Regions from separate parts of the Homo sapiens genome. Here region 2 is linked to region 1. Evidence: read pairs that join two places in POLR2A ChIA-PET (ENCODE). Cell type or tissue: PC-9. All regions are shown on one strand.

What was found. ChIA-PET counts read pairs that join two places held together with the same protein. Peaks named below come from ENCODE experiments on the same cell type or tissue, not always from the same donor. Only the 100,000 strongest peaks of a DNase experiment are listed, where the experiment ranks them.
Region 2: POLR2A ChIA-PET joins it to region 1 with 6 read pairs; 20 of 35 experiments call an interaction of 5 or more read pairs at or near these places.

The regions. Positions count from the first base shown.
Region 1 is chr10:74,003,577-74,006,076 of GRCh38, reverse strand. All of the region lies in intron 1 of VCL (vinculin), which reads right to left. Among named protein-coding and RNA genes, the nearest start is that of VCL, 6.7 kb to the right of the region's middle. RefSeq lists a silencer at 1,352-1,646. In PC-9, no CTCF peak of the experiment used is centred here; a DNase peak (open chromatin) is centred at 1,516.
Region 2 is chr10:73,893,369-73,895,868 of GRCh38, reverse strand. No RefSeq gene overlaps it. Among named protein-coding and RNA genes, the nearest start is that of PLAU, 17 kb to the left of the region's middle. In PC-9, no CTCF peak of the experiment used is centred here; DNase peaks (open chromatin) are centred at 1,138 and 2,258; H3K27ac peaks cover 2,377 bases.

The DNA.
Region 1 (2,500 bases):
CTGTCTCTACTAAAAATACAAAAATTAGCCAGGCATTATGGTGGGTGCCTGTAATCCCAACTACTCAGGAGGCTGAGGTGGGAGAATCTCTTGAATCTGGGAGGCAGAGGTTGCAGTGAGCTGAGATCGTGCAATTGCACTCCAGCCTGGGTGAAACAGCGAGACTCTGTCTCAAAAAAATAAATAAATAAAAATAAAAATAAAAAACAATACAACAATAAAAATAAAAATTAAAAAAACAGTATAACTATTTATAACATTTACATCATATTAGGTATTACAGTATAAGTAATCTAGAGATGACAAAGTATACAGGAGGATGTGCATAGGTTATATGCAAATACCATGCCACTTTATGTAAGTAACTTGAGTATCTGCAGATTTTGGTATCCGAGGGGGGTTCCTGCAACCAATCCCCCATGGATACCGACGGATAACTGCCCATCTCCAAAAATCTTCTGTTCTCTCAGTCACATGAGTAAATGTTAAAAATGATTGGAACAAAATATATCTCTGTCTCTGGCTGGGTGCAATGGCTCACACCTGTAATCCCAGCACTTTGGGAGGCCAAGGCGGGTGGATCACATGAGGTCAGGAGTTTGAGACCAGCCTGGCCAACATGGTGAAACCCCATCTCTACTAAAAATACAAAAAATTAGCCAGGCGTGGTGGCACACGACTGTAATCCCAGCTACTCAGGAGGCTGAGACAGGAAAATCGCTTGAACCTGGGAGGCAGAGGTTGCAGTGAGCCAAGATCGCACCACTGCACTCCAGCCTGGGCAACAGGGCGAGACTGCATCTCAAAAAAGAAAAAAAAGAAAAATACATATATCTATCTATAGATATAGATATCTGTCTCGTTCTTACATCTCTTTTGATGTAGCAACAGCTTTACAAATGAAACTTCATGATTCCCCAAGTAATCTACAAAGTTATTTTACATACGATTTCATTCTAACAGGCTTCAAGCTAAGCAGGCACATATACCACAAAAACTCTTCATCTGTTTTGCAGGCATACTTTTGTGCTGATCTGTATCTACTCTAATTTCTCAAAAAAGAAATGCTGTGGATCAGGCGTGGTGGCTCATGTCTGTGACCGCAGCACTTTGGGAGGCCGAGGAGGGTGGATGGCCTGAGGTCAGGAAATCAAGACCACCCTGGCCAACATGGTGAAACCTAGTGTCCACTAAAAATACAAAAATTAGCCAGGCATGGTGGTGCATGCCTGTAATCCCAGCTACTCGGGAGGCTGAGGCAGGAGAATCGCTTGAACCCAGGAGGCGGAGGTTGCGGTGAGCTGAGATCGCACCACTGCACTCCAGCCTGGGCAAGAGAGTGAGACTCCGTCTCAAAAAAAAAAAAAGAAAAGAAAAGAAATGCTATGAAATTGGGTGTGGCTATGAAACAAGCTTACCTTCACATCATTCTTCTCATATAGGCCATTCATGCAGGCTATGCTAAAGCCAGGCTCTAAACAGATACTGTTGCCAGACCCAGGACAAATGGAACCTCTATGACTAACAGCATTCCTGTTGCTTCTGATTCTAGGTGGGAAACCTCCACTGATATTTAACAACTTTGCTCTAAGTAGATGTGGAATGGTGGTGTGAAAAAAAGCAGAGGATCTGGAACAACAGACCACAGTTCAAGTCCAGGTTAACCAGCTGTGCCACTGTGGGCAGGTTACTTAATTTATCTGAACTACAGTATCCTCCCTCATCTGTAAAACGGAGACCACCACTATACCTACCCATAGACTGCTATGAGATTATAAATATAAAAGTATTTTATGAGCTATAAATGATCACATAAATATTCTTTTTATTTACTCTATTTTTTCCTTAGCATAGGAATTATATATTAATTTTCAAAAATTGGAAAATACAGAAATATATTAAGAAGAAAAAAATCACCCACCCAAACACTGTTATTTACTTAACTGAAATAAAGTCTAATATCAACCAAATTTTAAAGCAAAAATATTTTCAGATGTTAATACTGATAATTACAAATGACAAAATTAACTGCTGATCTCCTTTTAAGATCAGAGTAGGCTGGACACAGTGGATCATGCCTATAATCCCAGCACTTTGGGAGGCTGAGGCAGCAGTATTGTTTGAGGCCAGGAGTTCAAGACCAGCCTTGGAAATATAGTGAAACCCTATCTCTATAAAAAAAATTTTAAATTAGCCAGGCATGGAGGTGCACCCCTGTAGTCCCAGCTACTAAGGAGGCTGAGGTGGGAGGATCTGTTGGGCCCAGGAGTTCGAGGCTGCAGTGAGCTATGATCACACCACTGCACTCCAGCCTGGGCGACAGAGCGACTCCATCTCTAAACAACAACAAAACAAGAGCAGAGCAGTCTTTCCCATTTATCAGTGTAAAGTGAAGATAATACTGCTATTTGTCCCAGAGCTGGTCCCAAGAACATATGATATACAAGTGAGGCCCATAAAAGTCAAGGCCACAAAAAACTCCCAAAATAAATATTTCATG
Region 2 (2,500 bases), 110 kb after region 1:
TTGCAGTGAGTCAAGATGGTGCCACTATGCTCCAGCCTGGGCAACAGTGCCTGAGACTTCATCTCAAAAAATAAAAATAAAATAAAATAAAATAAAATGGTAAATTTTATGTTGATATATTTTGCTACAAAAAAAGTTACCCAAAACAAAAGGATCCCACAACAGAAGGATCTAGCAGACTCTGAGACTGAGACTCAGAGACGTGAGAAGACAGCAGCAACGACATTCAGTGATGTGAACTGAGATGGGGGTGGGGACTGGGATGGAGATAAAGAACCTGCTGGCAAGGGACAAGGATCAAGTGTGAGTGTTAGAGATGAAAGAGAAGTTGACCCAGCTGGGCACTATGGCTCACACCTGTAATCCTAGCACTTTGGGAGGCCAAGGCGGGTGGATCACGAGGTCAGGAGATCGAGACTATCCTGGCTAACACGGTGAAACCCTGTCTCTACTAAAAATGCAAAATATTAGCCGGGCGTGGTGGCGGGCGCCTGTAGTCCCAGCTACTTGGGAGGCTGAGCCAGGAGAATGGCGTGAACCCGGGAGGTGGAGCTTGCAGTGAGCCGAGATTGCACCACTGCATTCCAGTCTGGGGGACAGAGTGAGACTCCGTCTCAAAAAAAAAAAAAAAGAAAGAAAGAGAAGTTGACTCAAATGGAGTTCTGCTACGGATAGGGCTGACAATTTTCACCTTTCTTCATAATTGCCTTCTCTGTCTCCTGCCCCCTCCACACGGGGTGGCCATGTGTATGCACCTCATTTTAATTATTTTTTCTTTAGCAATTTGAAAGCAAGACATTGAGACACTTCACCCCAAACACTTCAGTTTATATCTGTTAAGAACAAAAATTTTCTCATAAATAACCACAATAATATCACATCTAATACAATTTAACATTGAGTATGGAGAAAGAAATGGGGACTGGCAGGTCTAATTTTAAAAATGAACTTTGAGTCTGAGTCTTTTTTTCTTTGGCAGGCACATGGATTTCTGTGTTTATCACCCACAGGGTTTGCGGTAGGATGCTTCTGAGACCTTCTTCCACTGGCCACTGGTCAGTCCGCAGTTGCCCTCTGAGGCTTCCTGTCTCCTTTTAGAGCTGACAGACACCACAGTGAGTCAGTTCTGCCAAGGCTTGACTCATTTTTAACCCAGTTTTGGTGATCAAACACAATACCCTGGAATTTGGCACTACAGCTCAAAAGGTATGGCGGGCCCATGGTTAGAAGACTGGGCTCCAGCTGCTTCCTGTTGCCCCATCTCATTTCTTTATAAAGATTGGAGTGAACTGCAATTAAAGTCAGAGAGACTTGGGTTGAAACTCTGGCTCAAACTCTTGTTAGCTGTGCTACCTTAAACACATAAGCCGTTAACCTCCATAAGCCATGGTTTCCTCTGTGAGATGGGGCTATCAAGCTCCATAGCATTGCTGTGGGGATAAGATAGCTGGTGCATGAAGAGCTTCTTGGCACTCTGCTTGTCATGAGGGAATTCCCCAGTAAGCTAAGGTTATTGTTATCACCACTACTATTAGAACCCCGAGATCCTTTGTTTTGCTCACTCTGTTACCCATGCTGGTTTTGAACTCATGGCTTCACAAGGGCAACGGAGACCTATATGGGGAGCTTCAGCCACCCAGGCTCCTGTAGTGCTGGATTTAAAGCTGGAAGACCTGAATCTGATCTAGTTTCCCCCATTTACTAGCTGTGTGGCCTTAGGCATTTTTCACAAGTCTCAGTTTTCTCGTGTGTAAGATAGGATGATTATGTAAAGTTGTAAATGTCAAATGAAATAATGTGTGCAAAAGCTTTATAAATAGCCAAAACTAATAATAAAAAAAGGCATAGATGCACAGATGTACAAGGTACTCAGGATCAGAAGCAAAGACATACCTGGGCCAAGGTTAGGGTCAAGATGGGAATCAAAGCCAGGCATGGTGGCACATCTGTAGTCCCAGCTACTCAGGAGGTTGAGGCAGGAGGATCACTTGAGGACAGGAGTTTGAAACTGGCCTGGGCAACATAGCAAGATCCAGTCTCCAAACATTTTTTTAAAATATGTATATATGGGAATCAAGGTTGGGATTGCTGGGATCGGCACCAGGGCTGTAAAAGCAATTGTGATCAAGATCAGGGTTGGCACTGGGGTCAAACAAAGCTTTGGGCGAGGACAGGGAAAGTATAAGGAGCAAGGTCACAGCAGGGAGTTGGGTGGGGTTTTTGGGTCAGGATAGGAATCCAAACTGGGAGGTGCCCACTGTCTGAGCCCCGAGGGGGTACAGTAGGACTGTGTAGTGACTCAGCGGCGGCTACACTGCCTTGGTTAAGGCTCTAATCCGATGATCTTAGTTTGGGGGAAAGTAGAGCGTGGGATTTAAAAAATCCTTGGAGATCTGCAAAAGTACAGGCCTTTGGCAAGTCCGTTCCATTGGAGTAGTGCAACCATCTCATTTCCTTCATCCTTCTTCCCCACCCCCAGTAGTTAAGTCGGATCAAGTAT